Regions from separate parts of the Mus musculus genome. Here region 2 is linked to region 1. The links are chromatin loops, found by intact Hi-C in ENCODE. Cell type or tissue: heart. All regions are shown on one strand. Each heading gives the region's core, and the rest is flanking DNA. Links, peaks and the distances in the headings are about the cores only.

Region 1 (8,339 bases), core at 114-8,113:
GTACACTGTGAGACTCTCCCGCTGCTGTATCTGTGCAGTTGGCCCTGCTTAGAAATGTTCCACAGAAAGAACAAAATAAATGCACATTGATATGTTTAAAGAATGAAAATGAAAATGCTGTTTTATTTTATCTGGGCTGAATTAAATTTTGTCACCACAACCCCCCGCCCACGCCTCTGCCTTTTTTTTTTTTTTTCATCAAAAGCACTATTGAATTCTCCAAGGGCTCACTCCCAACAAACTAGTTTTTCATGTTTATTTTTAGTGTAAAATTAAGATGTTACAATGCCTAGCAAGTCTGGGTCTGATAAATGAGACTATTGTACTTTGAAATTTGTCTTTAAAAAAATATATTTTAGAGCCTTAAAGTGGTATGGGGGAGGAGTTAGCTTATTATTTCTGATAAATACTGGAATCCCAAGTCAAATTGTTATACTGAAAATGATCTGAGCTTGACTAATTGTCATGAAGTTCCACTTCTAGAAACAAGTATAGTTTTGTTTTGTTTTGTTTTGTTTTGTTTACTTTCAGGAAAACCAGCATCTGGACATGACCCCTCATGGCATAGCTGCTGTACTTTGTTTTCTGGCTCCAAAGAAAACCATAATCTTAGCATGTGCCTAGTATGTATTACAATGTGCTCTGACTGCAGGCACCTGGTTGCTGCTACAAATTCAGAATCTAACACACCGATGCTTCAGGGGGGTAAAGCTGGGGAGAGTGGAGTCTTAACAATACACAGCCTCAGTTTGTTTTCTTGTGTCCTACCACCTTCTGACACAGTCAGCACAGCTGGGTTGGGCATATTGTAGCAGCTTATATAGCACCAGAGGCAAAGAGGATGGTAGGAAGGGAATGAGACCCCGAGGTCAAGCCAGACAGAGGCAGCTTAGGTGAATAGGAGAGTTATCTGTGTACATAGACAGGTCTAGAAATCGTCCTTTGATGTTCCAACCTTCACATGCTTAAACCTCTCAAAGAACACCTTGTTAGGAAGTCAGCGTGATGGGAAGACAAAGAGGGTTTCCGAAGGTTGGCTGGTATGCTCAGATTCAATAGCAAGATGCAGAAGGTTTCTATTGGCTGAAAAGAGAAGGTTGTTACATATATTGGGAGCTTGAAATTGGCCATGGAAATTGGTATATGCTATAAATTAAATGTGTCTTATACCCTCACCCATTGCCTAATTCAAACATTTCCATAGAAATACCCTTAGGCATCCTTTGATTTCCTGTCTTATCTTTTCTGATGCTTAGGTAGCACTTTCACTACTTATTATTGTTATTTATATACTTGCCTTGATACCTAACCATAGGGACTACAATATCTAGCATATGTTCAACAAATGTCTCTGGTATCAAGCACACACACACACACACACACACACACACACACACACACACACACACACACACATTACATTTTTTCAAGCTTCTTTTAAAACTAAGAAAGCATCTGCCACCATCCATAGCATCCCCCTCTCTCCTGCCTTCCCTTCAGTTGTGCAAATAGCATGCAATGAGCTTCTATCACTCAACTGTACTATGCTCTGGGGATTTACCAAATAGCAAAGTATGTTGCTTTGCTTCAAGAGACTCCCAGTTTACTGGACTAACACCTTTGTGTGTGCATGTGTGTGTTTCCATGTTATTAAAAAAAGTATATTTGTTGCTTGCAGAGTCATAATATACTCCAAGATACAACCATTTATATAGAGAGAATGTTTTGAAAGGCCACAAGTTGATCATGAACACTTTATTTCTTGTGGGAACGAGATGGGTGTACCCTAGAGGCAAATATTGTTTTCCCCTTGTGCCATTTACATAGTTTCAAGTAGAAACTATTTTATACAAAAATAAGGGGAATTAAGAAAAATTGGTGTGGTTAACAGTCAAGGATGCATGCTAGAGAATGAGGTAGTTGTGTAAGGAGTGTTTTTGATTTTATGCCTTTTAAGCTGAAGAATGGCCTGATAACTACAGGCTGCCCTTGTGAGGTAGAGTGGGTTTGTGGGTTGGATATTTGGCCTCTGTTCATATAAAAAGACTCTGACTGTGACTAGCATCAGTTGAAAATAAGCTGCAGAGCAAGCATCTTGGCAGTGGTACCCAAAACCTTCTATGGCTATGAAACAAGCTGTTCAGACACTTGGTCTGTCCTTTCAGCCCTGATGTCATCTCCCTCATGTGGCCTGGCATCCATTAAGCTTCCAAGGTAGAAACTAAGTCTGCTTCAGAGTCCTAAGCAAGCAATTGCATCAAGAGAAAAGGCAGATGCCTGTGGGGCCGGGCATGGCTGGCAGGGCCAGGGACGGGCTCCTTGATGTTTAGTTGGTGGCAGGATATACCCTGGGAGTTGTTAATTGAGGGTGGTTTTGATTGTCCTCAGTGGCACTGTCTTCCTGGCAACTGAACAGGGTCCTCTGAGTCATAAGGAAATCAAGTTTTCCTTCTGATGACTTTCAGGGAGCAATCTCCCTACTGGGCTCAGGTGGAAATGGCTTTGTGACTGATTGTCATTCCATCCACGGAATCTGAAGCAAATGATACAGAATAAGATAACTAAAGAGCTCCTTATGCCCCTCGCCCCCCGCCGCCCCCCCGTAACAGAATAGGCAGGCAACAAGGCTAAGCGCCAGTTCTATTATTGACTGGACTCTAGAACATCGAGACTAGGTCTAATGCCAATCACTGCATTAAAGTGAAGCAACCAGACCCAGAGTATAACCTACACCATTCTCAATTACAAGTTCCATACTCCACCCTGACACCTGACACCATATTACACCACAGCCACCAGAGCAGCAAGAATCCCCCATCTCTGCACTTCTGGTAAGACCCACCTTCTATTTCTAAATCAAACAGGAAGAATCTACGGGTCCCATCTTTTTCTGCCTTCATGGTAACTTTGGTCTGGACATTTTTTTATCTTCTCTGCTTTGGCCCCTTTATTCCTCTAACAATAACCACCTAAATCAGTCATCCTCTCAACAGGAAGTGAAATTATTGAGCACTAATGATGATCAAACATATGAAGCATGAGAAAAAAAGATTAACAAAAAGCTCTTGGTCCTATGTTGCCATGTAAGTTTAAATCCTTGAGTGGTGTTGGATAGTAAATGAAGAATCATAGTATAAATACAGAGCAGTAACTGTGATGGGGAGGTGGCAGAGAGGCATACAGTGTGATTACATCCACAGAGAGACATCTAGGAGGAAAGCCAACCAGGAAGACTTCACAGGGAACACAATGACTCCACCGAGCTGGGCTCTCAAGGATGGAAGAACCTGGAGTTCTTGGCAAATTGGTCTTTTCCCTTATGAGGCCATAACGCAATACCTCCTAAGTCAGACTAGAACCTGAGAAAGCAAGGATCCTGTCAAACACGAGGCTCTCGTTCAACAGGCTCATCTACCCATGTTGGCACACAGGGCCTCTTCATTAGAGAATAAAAAGACAAGTTTCACTAGACTAAAAAGACTGAGACAGGCGCTCTGCTACGGTTGCTGAAATGCTGCTTGATAATTATATAATATCACTGAGTCCTGTCCTGCCATAGAGAATTGTCAGTGACTTTCTTTAAACATTTTCCTCTGATGGCTTTTCTGTAGCTTCCCTACTAACGCCTACTTCCAATCACTTCTCCAAGAGTTCAAGGACATTTGGGGCTTTAAGGAGTAGCTATTTCCTTTCTCCTCACAAAGAAATCTGCTTTTAGCCCACAACTAGAATGGACTTGGCTATTTAATTCCAGTCCCAAAGGAACGCTGATGTGTAAGTATAATTGTCAGGTGACACATTCTGCTTTCTGGAACTCCCAGGATAGAACTTAACAGCAGTGAGCAAGGGGACAGTTTGGCATTTGTGGTTGGAGAGTCTGATTAACAAGCTCCTTTCTAGGGAACAAGGAGTGCCAGCTGCCTGGCACTGGCTACTGACGTTCTGTGAGGGACCTTGGCAGGGATATGTCGCAAACCTCCCTGCAGAATTCCCCAAGCTAAGAGAAGCTCATGAGTCACAAGTTAGACTGCTCTGGCAGGCTCCTCCTCTTCGAGGGAAACTTGTGTGGCTCAGGAATTATAAAAAGGAAAATAAAAAGCAGCTATAGATTGGGGAGGCAGTACAAGGATGTGTGAGTATAGAACGGGGGTTCCCAACATTCCTAATGCTATGACCCTTTAATGCAGTCCCTCATGTTGTGGTGACCCCCCCCCACATGAAATTATTTTTGTTGCTACTTCATAACTGTAATTTTGCTATTTTTATGAATTGTAATGTAAATATCTGTGTTTTCCAATGACCTTAGGTGAGCCCTATGAAAAGATCATTCAACCCCCAAAGGGTCTCGACCCACAAGTTGAGAACCACTGGAGTACAGAGATGGAACGGGATACAAATGTGTAGATGCTGAGTCCCTATTCCCAGGGAGAATGAATAAAGATCAAACTTTAGTTCAGACTGTTTAACATTTCTTGCAATTGATCAGTGAAGTCCAAGTCACACCCCAGTGCACTCACACATTAAACAGGGTTGATGGGTTGTCAAATAAATTAATGTGTGAAATAATCAGCTTAAGAACTTCACATGTAGGAGGAATTCAAATCATTGCAAAAACTAGTGGGGCTGGTTGATGTTGAACACAGGAAGAGAAAGTTTAACTGTATTTACCTAAACATACACACACACACACACAAATTTTGTTTAATTTTTCACATGTGCTGTTTCCTGTGATGTCACTGTGACTTTTCTTTGTCCACTTTGATGAATTTATTTAGTTTTTAATTTCTAGTGCAAACAAAACATGTTCATGAATAATTCAGAAGCTAGAAAGCAACAGAAGGGAAGAGAGAAGGTCACAGGGAAATTCTAACCCAGGTGAGTGTTCTTGAGAATGTTGTCCACGTCCCTGCAGGAACCTCTGTGTGTCTCTAGAATAGACAGTGATTTTTAGCTCCATACTTGTTACAAGGTAAAACGCTGTCATGGTGGAGTGAACGCATAGACACCCTTTGTTCCTTTTGCAACACAGCAAAGAACTCTTGTTCATTTAGTATGTCCTCGGTGTGCTTTATCTTTCAGATGATGGTTCAGTGAAGAATTTGCTCATGGAAGGGGGAAGATGGAGGTGGGGTGGCTCAGAGGGGTCTGACTCTTCTGCAAATGATAGTAAAGTTTTTGGTTGACAGTAGAGAAGGATGCTGAGGAGAGACCACCTATTATGATGTCGATAAGAGAGAACACAGGCTCTGTAGAGGTGTGCTGCTGTGGGTTAGGAATCACACATCCCTTCTCTGGTGTTTTCTGAAAGTTTGCTAACTTTTTGTTGTCAGGCTGTTTGTGTGATGCTACTAGATTGGACCACAGTGTCATGTGTGACTTCTTTGATTTACACATAAGTGGGAGTTTCTCAGTTTCATCACTATTTCATTCCTTTGGTCATACCTGTGTGATAGAACTTCTCTCAAGTCAACAAGTACAATGTACAAGGCCTGCTTCTGTAGACACACTGCATCTCCTGTAGGAATACCTCCTTTTAAAGAAACGAATCCCCCATTGGTAGACATCTTGTTTGTTTTTAATTGTCCTGAATACCTTTGCCTTTCTTTGACTCTGTATGTGATAAGCTCACTGAATAGATAAAGTCTAAATTTTAGTACATAATGCCAACAACAACAAAATCATGCTCTTCTATTGCATAACCCTACCCCCACACAACCAGATTCTCATTGTCATTGATCGGTGCAATTCCCGTGATTTTGACAATATACCCAAGCATGCATCTAAAGAAGATGAAATCAAGCAAGATGAAGAGGCTCTGGCCTAGGGTGTGAGAACTGAGAATTCTGGCTGCTCTAGAGGAACTGTGGTGCTGAAAAGCCAGATGACAGCAGGTCTGCTAAGTCACACACAAACCAATGCAGCCTGAGGAACGAGTTCCAGCCCGATCCATCTGTGCAATACTGGCCTGCATGCCACGGCCATGCCATGACCTGAATAGAACTAGTTGGCACTAGAGAGGAAGCCCCTCCTTTCACCTGGATAATTATGTTCTCTGTTTTAGGTAACAGAAGCATGGGTGGAGGCAGGGGGACTTGAGGGCCATTTAATCATGCAGAACCTGATGGCCAAATTCCTCATAAATGCAGTATTTATTACAAAAAGTGCTGACATTGGCAGTACTAATCAGGATCCCTTTCCCTCATTAAAAACAAAGCCCTGCAGATTAAAGGCCAGCATGTCCAACTCCGAGCTGCTTTTAAAGCAGATGTGCTGCACAGAACGCTCTTCCCAAGTCTGTGTCCCTGGACTGCCTCTGACCTTGGCCCAGGAGGACTGCTGGCTCCATGCTCATTTGTGCTTGGTTTGTGTGTAGAAGCCCAAATCCAGACGGTTCTTTCTGAGTTTATTTTACTAGCTCAGGTCCTGCTGGACTCTTAAGGACTTCAGGCACCAGAACAGCTGTGTTTAACAGTGTAGATTAAGTCCCTGCCTAAGAGACCCATCTGACTTGGCAGTGTTTCTCAAAACACAAGTGGCACTAAATTATAAATGGAGAAAGAATCAGGCCTAAAATAAACTGTCACCAGACAGGAGATAGCTCCCTTCCATCTCCCTCTTTTCTGTTTAAAACAGGGGTTTATTGTTTTGTTTTACATCTTCTTCTTAGGTGGAATGCACTGTTTTAGACTTTTTAAAAAAAGTATTTGTATCATAATTTCTAAACACTCATAAGGAGGAATGGGTCTGTTAGCTCTTTGTAGAGGACAGAACCCGATGAGATGGCTACGGCTCTGCTTTTAGTGTTCTTGTTTTGAAAAAGCTCACCACAGTCAAAGTGGATAGAGGACTTCACAATTGGAGCATGACTTGCGTTGCCTGGTTACGAGGTCCTCTCTAGGGAGTAGGTTATCAGGATATTTAGATGCACACAAAGCAAACAGGCAAAACTCATGCCGCCTGTAATTCCCCTGGTAGGTTAGGGGCAGCTTACAAGACAAGAGGCCTAGGTGGGAAAAGAAAGTTGACACAGGGTGGTGACGAGCATTTATTTCTGCTAGGTAGGATGCTCACCATCTGAGACCCCATGATGAGTTTACATAGCTCTAATCTTTGGGACTGTCCATACCTGCGTATCTGCAAAGACTTCCTGTAAAAGTTGTAAAATAAGAGGGTCTTTTGGTTTTGAAAGAAGTTAAAAAAAAAAAAAAAGGAGGCAGTTAAGTATACCTAAGGAGGGCACTATAGGTTCTTCTTGGACCATAAGAAAGGAAACAGAAGCCTCAAGTCAGGCAGAATAAAATGGAACATACCCACAGGGCAAGCCTCATGCAAGCTTCAAATACTGATGAAGGTTTTGTGAGATACTGACTGCCCTGCAGAATAGGTTATCAGTGAAAGGAGGTCCGTGATGTCATACCCTGTGATTTGGAGTACCATACCTGGATACCACCTTGAGAGAGAAACTAGAATTTGAAACCATTTAAGCCACCAGGTAGAGTGATAAAAATTTATAATCCTAATAATTGGAAGAATGAGGCAGGGGGATTACCCATTGGAGGCCTGCTAAGCTAACAGAGTAAGTTCAAGGTTAGCCCAGAATTCTGCCTCAATATAAAAAGCAGCAGTTGTCAACCTGTAAGTATTGACCCCTTTGGGGGTCTCATATTAGACATATAGATGTTTCCATTATAATTCATAACAGCAGCAAAATTACAGTTAAGAAGTAGCAATGAAATAATTTTATGGTGGGGGTGGGGGTGTGTCACCACAACATGAGAGACTATATTTAAGGGTCGCAGCATTAGGAAGGCTGAGGACCACTGATAAAAAGGCACAGGGATGGGTATGGATACAGCTCAGGGGTGACATGCTTGCCTGGCACGTGGGAAGCCCCAAGTTCAGTCCTCTATAAGACAACAATCCGAATCCAGAGGTCCTGAAAAACAGGAGCATTTGTAAGTCAGGAGGGGGTGGGGGGCTTGGATTCAATCACATCTTCAGGGTGAGAAACAGCCACAGGAGACAATTATGGAGAAGAGAGACCTGAAAGCTGGCACCGAAGCTTGCAGTTAGCAAGGAGGTTCAGCTTAGGCCATTGAATGCACAGATATCAGTTCCTACCCTCAGAGGCTGATCTCAGCGGAGAGGAATGTTGGGGTGTGGTAAGTCCAAGCCTGAGGGCCACAGAAGGTCAACTTCCAGGGCCACTTACATGCCTTGAGGCTCACAGTAGCTAAGACTAAGAACACTGGGCACCCTGCACTGCGTCATTCTGGCACACTGATTAATGCTTGCTGGGATTTAAAAAGAGAATTCTACATGCTCAGGTCTCAGTACTG
Region 2 (8,339 bases), core at 160-8,159, 240 kb after region 1:
ATCCAGAGCTCCCAGCCTCCACAGGAACCTGAGTCTACTCACATGAACACGCCCATGCACAGACAGGCACGCACACGTAATTTAAAATGAAACCCTTTTAAAATGCCCATGATCTGGAGGAGATAATGAGAAATATCCAGAGACTGCATATGTAACTCTGTAACATGCTTGCCTACCATGCGCCAAGCCCTGGATTTGATTCCCAGCACCATATAAACCAGGAATCATGGTTCATGCCTGGAATGTAGCATTCTAGAGGCAGAGGCAGGAAGAGGTCTAACTTCAAGGTCAGCCTTGGGCACTCAGGGAATCTGAGGCCAGCCTAGATTACATAAGGTCCTGTCTCAAAAACAAACAAACAAACAAACAAACACCTAAATAAAGAAAACAGCCTGAAAAGGCTCTGTGGAAACCTGGTGAGAGAAAGACTGAGAAATACAGCAGGCACATGAGCAGTCTTTCTCACAGCCAATGATGGTGAGGTTTTGTTCATCCTCTGAATCAATAAAGTGACCCCACCCCTAAAGTACTTTCTGGAGATGGTCTCATGTTAAAAGCTTGGTGAATACAGGCATAAATGAATTCTCTTAATAATTCTGGGCTAAGCAGGCAGGTGCTGAATGCCCACCCGTCTCCAACACCATCCAGGTCCCAGAGCTAATGAGTTCTTAAATAGAAACACTATTATCAGACCCACAGATTCCAAGTCCTGTACTGTCTCACCTTCTTTGGGGATCCTAGAAAGAATTTACACAAAAACAAGAGGGTATGCTTTCCAGCCCATATTTAGTGTTCTAGAATGTTCTTGCTGGACTGTCCTAAACCAAGTTAATTATCTAAGAAAAAAATCAAATCCCAGGCAAATCAAAGCCAGGGGTCTCACAGGCCAAAGAAGAGGTGCCTCAGCAGCATGTAGATTTCATGGGAATGGTGATATTAGGGTGGAATTTGATGGGAATGGGGGCACTAAGATGCATTTGTGGAAACTGGCATTATGGTAGGTTTGGGTTAATAGGGTGGTCTTCTACTCCACTCACAGAGGGGATAAGCAAAGGCCAATCCAGCTGCAGTTAGCTGCTACTATTTTCCTGAATCTTGTAATTAACCCACTATGATTAATTAATTAATTAATTACCCTTGAGCCCCTCTCCTGTACTCAGTTAGCATCCCAGGCTGCCTTGCCATGTGGTAATTAGAAGGTGGGAATTGTGGGAATAGAAGGAGAACATGATTAAAATGCAAGGTCTGGTAAGACCGTCATCGCCCAGAGACTTACAAGCTGTACCTAAGGTGGGAGGCGAGCTACAGTTTGGAGATAACGAGGAGAATGTTGCTGATGGAGATGTGCTCTTTGTTCAAAGCTAAGTGGCATCTACAAAGCAGCTCTCTGAGTCAGTCTGCTGAACAGGCGATGGCGAGGAGCTCGAACCAGTGCTTTGTCTTTTAGTCACTCTGGTTGCTGGATCGTATACACTCGAGGGAAGTTGCATTTTCCTGATGAGGAATGAAGGCAGGGCATCTTTCCCTGTGTTTCCTGACCAGCCAGAGTTCTTTGGAAACTACCTCTACATGTCTTTTCACATTTTTTTCCTCGTGTGATCCTTTTCTTATTAATTTCTAAGACATCTTTATAAAATTGCTTGCACACCCTTTTAGTGATGCATGATTTTTAATGACTTTGCATAATCTATGACTCCATTTCTTTAAACTTTGATGTTTTCTTTTGATAGTGATCCTTACAATTTTTTTTAAAAAAACATACTTTTATTTTATGTGTCTCAGTGTTTTACCTGCACATATGTCTGTATGAGAGAGTTATAGACAGTTGTGAGCTGCCATGTTGGTGCTGGAGTTCGAACCCGGATCCTCTAGGAAGAAGAGTCAATGACCCTGAGCCATTTCTCCAGCCCCATGATTCTCATTTTTAATAGCCTAATTTTTCACTTTTTATGTTTGTGTTAGTTTGAGACAATCAACTTAAGGAAGGATGGATTTCTTTTTGATTTTCAGTTCATGGTTGGCTGGTTGTTGTTTCTAGGCCTGGGGTGAGGCAGACCCAAACTGTAGAAAGGCATAATGGGGTAAAGTTCCAACCCTAGAGGAACAAGAAGCAAACAGGAGGAATGCTTGCTCTGGTAGACATCCTCCTCCTTCTACTACTTCTGATGCACTGCACGGCGCCACTGCATTCAAGACAGGTGCTGAGCCTTTGCTTCCCCTCCTCTCGAAAGCCTCTCACAGACACACCCAGGAGCACCCTTCGCAAATCTCCCAGACATCTCTCAGTCTAGTCAGATTGACGTTAAATATCAGCTACAATATTGTTCAGTAATTGCACATGCTACTTATGAAATCTTGTCCTTTCCCACTTTGTTACCCTGACACATGGTTGTCAAATCTGTGAGTGTGAGCTCCCCTTTCATCTACTTAGGCCTTTCTTCCAGATATACTGAGGCATAAACAACAAACAAAAATTATAAACTTTAGCTGCTGAGGAGATGGCTTGCGGGGGGGTGGGGGAGGGCGGGGGGTTGGGGTGTAAGCAAGAGGACCTAAGCACCCTTATAAAAAGCCAGGCATGGCAGCACATGACTATAATCCCAGCGCTGGGAGGTGGATACAGCAGGGTCACTGGCAGATAGTCTGTCTAGTCAATCAGTGAGTGCCAAGTTCAATAAGAGGTCATGTTTGTAAGGAACAATAGAAGAAGACATTCAATGCTCTTAACATTTGGTCTCCATGCACATGTGCATCTGTACACACACACACACACACACACACACACACAAACCAGAAATGAAAATAAATAAGCAATATATACTCAAGCAGTAAAATGCAATGTTTTGATATAAACACACAGTTGAAACCATTGCTATCGTCAGGCTAATTGATACATCCACGGCCTCACATCATTACTTCTTATGGGCACAATAAGAATACTTAGGATCTATTCCAGTCTTATTCAAGTTACCTCAATAAGATTCTCTAATTATTAGTACATAAATTTTGTACATCATTTATTAAATTATAATAAACTTTGAGTCGATGTCAAGTATCTGTCACTCAAATCTCAAGAGAGACAAAAATAAGAGAAAGAATCTGAACTATGTTTCATGGCTGCAAGATGCTTTGGTGAGGTCATGGATTATAGATGAAAGGAATGAAAGAATTAATATTCATGCCGTACTCATTCTGGGATGGTAGAGATCAAGATAAGAGAGACAAGCAACCAAAGTGGGCTGAAATCGTTGACAGGGTGATGCTGAGCAGAGGGTCCGAGGCTTGAGATGGGCTTGAGAAATGAAATGAATGGCATTTGGGGAGTGGGGAGAAGCATTCCACAGGGAAGACCTGGAGTGAGCCGAAATGGAGAGGTCAGAATGTGTGCAGTCTATAAAGACGGCACTCGCTAGCTTTAGCTTCTACATTCTAATTTATGAGTGGGCAGAACTAAGTAAGATGAAGGCTTATTCTTAGAGGCACATAGAAAAGAAAGAGAAACTTAAAGGGAGGAATTGGGGGAAAGGGGAGGGAAGGAAATTCAAATCCATGTTATTGTGAATTTGGTACCCTTGACCTCTGAGAAGGTAACTCAGCAAGTACACGCCTATCCTTGCTTGACACTGATTGGCTGACCACCAACCATGGGGGTGCCTTTAACAACTTCCTGATAGACGCCCCCAACTCACACCTGAACCAAAGGACCTGCCAAAGACCGCTTCTAAATCAGAAACAGAACATTGTATAGAATGCTTGATCCAGGGAGCCTTTCCTGCGACCTTCACAGGTTAACCAGATCTGTGAATGCATTAGACCTGGCACCTGAAGCCAATACATGCACATAAACATTGAAAGAGTCATTTAGTGCTGATGAAGACTTCCCTAACCAAATGCTTCTGAGAGTAAACACGGAGCCAGACTGGGCTGACTACCCGCTGCGCACATGCAGTGGCAACAGCTGGGCTTCCTAGAAGAATCGCGGCTGGAAGTGGGCCTTCCAGTCTGAGATCACTGACTAGGTTTCTGATGCTCTCTTTCCATCCTAACTGGGGCACAGTTTGCCAATAGCTAAAGAAAACTGATCAGTCCTGGGGCAGCTCCAAAACACATGGAGAGAGGCCCTGCGGTCTCCTGGGAGCCACTGGGACGAGTAAAGCAGAGAAATATACAGAAGGGAGTTCAAACGATAAGACTCCTAATGGGACTCGAGTATGCATTTGGCTAAGATCTCTTCTAATTTTGGAACGCATTGGAAACTTCTGAACATCATGTTCTATTTGGCTCCGACAAAACATAGCTCTGCATTTGCTCGGTGTTTATTTTATCCTTCAAGATCAGAGCGTGATTTACTTGTAGCTCAATTTTTTGTGTGTGTGTGTGTGTTGAACACAAGCCCCCAGTTAGAAAAACAAACTGGTATTTTTATTATAGGTCCCCCTAGGGTGGTTAGTGGGGCGTTCACAAAGAAGAAACTTTTCTCTCGAAAAATATGCACACCAATATAGAAAATCTATGCAAACAGAAATGCCCAAGGGGTAACATTTTGTAAAGTCTAAAGTAAGACTCCTCAATCCTCTGACCTCTCCTCCATCTGGGCAGGGCAGGGTCTTCTGCAGCAAGTCCTGCCTGGCAAAATGTCTTGCCATATTTAAACAAATATTTGGAGCAAGAAGACTAAAGCTTTTCTTGACTGTTCCCAAATACTGACTGAGGGTGTTGCCCGTGGGGACCCTTCCCATCTCCATCTCACTCTTTTGTTTGCCCTGGAACAAGCTTCTTGGTCTTCCCCTAGCTGAAGCCACTGGGGACTACAAAGGTACAAAAACAGAGAACTGAGAGATGCATTTTTCATCAGCCTGGATCCTTCTCGAAAACCCAGCCTGAAATAACTGAAGCCAATACATGCACATAAAAATTGAAAGAGTGATTTATTGCTTATGTAGACTTCCCTGCCACCTTCAGCTGCAAAGGTGAAGAGCTGTGATTGGCTCGGTGATTTGGTTAAATCACTTGCTGCTGTCTGAGCCAACCACTGCACCTGTACCTTGGTTATGTCATGTGATGCGTTGCTAGGCAAAGTGAATTTATTTCCAGAAGAAGGAGGGGTTGGAGGCGGCCAGTGAGGAGTGCTATAAACTAACAAAAGGGGGGCTTTCATAATATTTTAGAACTAGCACCCTAGATCCTACAGAAAGCATTCTTTCTTCAAACCAAAGGCACCAATGAAAGAAGAAATCATCCTTTGCAGACACGTCAAGGGCATCATTGAAGGTGGCACACTGTAATGACTAAAAGCTTGAACTCCATCCTAGCAGTGCCATGTTGTAAACATGGTGTTTGGTCATTCTAAAATATTTTTGTTAGCATAATATAACTCTTAGTTAGGGTTTTACTGCTGTGAACAGACACCATGACCAAGGCAACTCTTATAAGGACAACATTTAATTGGTACTGGCTTACAGGTTTAGAAGCTCAGTCCATTATCATCAAGGTGGGAGCATGGCAGCATCCAGGCAGGCACAGTAAGGGAGGAGCTTAGAGTTCTCCATCTTCATCTGAAGGCTGCTAGGAGAAGACTGGCTCCCACCTGGTTAGGAGGAAGGTCTCACTGCCCACCCCCACAGTGACACACTTCCTCCAACAAGGCCACACCTCTTAATAGTGCCATTCCCTGGGCCAAGCATATTCAAACCACCACAGCATTTATTAACTATAAATAACAGATTCCACTGTGAGACTGTTACACACTTATATTGATTATATTTAACCCATCTCTTACACTTTCTTGTGCCTCTCTCACTTCCATTGGTCCTTCCTTCTTACCAGCCAGTCCTTAAACTTCCATGTCTCGAGTGTGACCCAATGAGTTTCACTTACAATAGCATAGGTGAGGGGTTATTTACCAGACAGTGCACATCTTACCAATGGCTACATCATTTGTATTTGAACTTTAAGCCTAAGTCTTTGTATTTACAACATGAGAATGATAAATATAATCTTCCCTTTTAAGTAATCATGTTGATTAAATGAAGCAGCACACACAGAGTGCTTGCTAACGTGTTAAATGCTTAAAGATCATTATGTCATCAGTGTGCATGTTATTATCATTGGTGTGATCACAGTTGTTAATATTAACTAGCATGCCCACTAATTTCAAGACTGGAAATTTCTAGGAATGGTGGGTAAAGATGGTGTGGCTCCATTCTATCTTCTTTGGGGACCAAAAAACATCCTACTGTGTGAGACTTCTCTCTCCAGCAAGCTGTTTCCGCTCTTTCTCCCACCTCCCATAATTCTCCCTCGCAGCCATGGAGGTGTGAAACATTCTTGTAGAAAAAAAAAAAAAGCAAGATAGTGTCTCCTTGCTTTAACTGTGCAAAAGAGATTTCACAGGTAACTGGGGACCACACAATCATCGCAGTCTCAGAAGGTATTGTATTGTGAGCAACAAATTGTAACTCCTCAGAGAGCTATCAATAAAAGCTTACCAACTCCAGGACCCACAGACACAGTGATGTGCAGACCCACCAGATGGCCTGGCAAAAGAAGTTTCCAGCCCAAGTCTTCCCAGAGACTCTACTTCACCTCGTTTCCTTTGTTAGATCTTGCCTTCAGTGAAACCTTCCATGGAGGGTTCTAGAAACTGGGGTGTTCTAAGAGAGAATGGGTTCTCCACAGCCGTCCCCACTGCCAGAGACCAATCCATGTGTAGATTCAGGATTCAGACTTATTGTCAAGGAAAAAGAGTTTGGCTCAGGGAAGCAGGTGGCCCTTCACACATGTCCCCTGCACTCTGGCGAATGTCCGTGGCACTGATTACCCAGGATTCAGAGTCCTAGTATTTTAACGTTTCATAATGTGTTTTCTTTCTAATTATGGGTGGCAAGTGGAACAATACCTTCTGTTTACATAGAGCCGGCCCTTGGAAAGTCCTGGGAATATGGACGGGCTCGCTCCCTCCACAACTCCCTGGGAAAGCGGCAGACCTTTCTCTCCCAGCTTTCATGGTTGCCCGGCCTGTCAGAAGCCTGCGGAGTCCAGAACCTGCCTTTGCTTTGGATCAAAAATGCAGTCTTAGTTTCCTTTCTATTAGGTAGATCTTTCTAAGATGAAATGAGGGGATATTTATACTGTCCAAGGTAAGTGCCACGAGAAAGAATTCAGCTAAGACTTTCTGATTTTCTCTTTCTTTCTTATATGTTTTTACTTTCTTTTTTATTCTTTATTCTTTTTTTTTTTCTTTTTTTAGGAAGTCTTGCTATGTAACCCTGGATGGCCTTGAACTTCCTGGCTCAGCTTTTGAGTGTTGGGATTATAGTCACAGTACACCATGCTGAGTAAACTTTCAACATGAGAAGACAATTTAACCACTTTCTTCCCGTACTGGCATTGTTTTTCTGGTGTTCGGTGTGTGATGTGAATCTGTGTGTGTGTGTGTGTGTGTGTGTGTGTGTGTGTGTGTGTGTGTGTGTGACTATAGACCCCAGACTGGCCTTGAACTCTATAAACTGTCCTGCCTCAGCCTCCCAAGGGCTGGTCCTATTTTTTCCACTTTTCCGCCCATAACTACAGTGGTACTATATATCCTGTGGGCAGCAGAATAAAATGCTCACGATGTCATTGTCCCCCGAGGCTCACACATGTCCTTGGTCCCAGTACACTTCTTCCTGTAAGCTCCAGCCCTAGACAACTGGAAGCCTTCATCTAGACCAACATGCTCATAGTTTCACAGGAGGAAACCACTAAGGCTCAGGATCCAGGGCCCTGCTGCTGATTAGTGGCGCTGAAAAGGTATGAAGGCCGTGGTCTCCAGGGTTATTGGATTTTTACTCATTGCACTATTAAAGTGAGGCTGCAGAGGAGAGCCCTTTACACCTTTCCTACCTGCTGCCCCTTCCTACCTAAAACATTTTCACACTTACACACACACATACACATATCACAGATAGATAGATAGATAGATAGATAGATAGATAGATAGACAAAATACTCAAGACTTCTAATTGTGTGTGTGTGTGTGTGAAAATGTGTACGTGTGTGTGTGTGTGTGTGTGTGTGTGTGTGTGTGTGTGTGTAAGAATTTTGAGCAAAAGCAAATGTTTACAAATGAGAGTGGCTCATTCACTTTTCTCAGGGAAACCTACCTCTTGGCTGGACACTCAACAGTTCATGACACCGAAGATCTTCGAGGCTTTCCATAGCTCATCAGTATTTTGATCTTCTAACCATCACTACTGAGTATGCAGCTTCATGGAAACACACAGTAGAAAATGGTAGCGATATGATCAGGGCCATTTCAGAAACTGAAGCGCTCTGTCCTGATTCCAAACCAGAATTCA

Evidence for each region. Peaks named below come from ENCODE experiments on the same cell type or tissue, not always from the same donor. Only the 100,000 strongest peaks of a DNase experiment are listed, where the experiment ranks them.
Region 2: it touches region 1 in a loop (2.2-fold over the local background); 1 of 42 quality-filtered maps calls a loop at or near these places.

What each region holds. Positions count from the first base shown.
Region 1 is chr14:76,947,201-76,955,539 of GRCm38, reverse strand. No RefSeq gene overlaps it. Among named protein-coding and RNA genes, the nearest start is that of Lacc1, 85 kb to the left of the region's middle. In heart, for the core only: no CTCF peak of the experiment used is centred there; DNase peaks (open chromatin) are centred at 3,919, 5,959, 6,319 and 6,889; H3K27ac peaks cover 371 bases.
Region 2 is chr14:76,704,703-76,713,041 of GRCm38, reverse strand. No RefSeq gene overlaps it. Among named protein-coding and RNA genes, the nearest start is that of 1700105F02Rik, 31 kb to the right of the region's middle. In heart, for the core only: no CTCF peak of the experiment used is centred there; a DNase peak (open chromatin) is centred at 4,031; H3K27ac peaks cover 1,908 bases.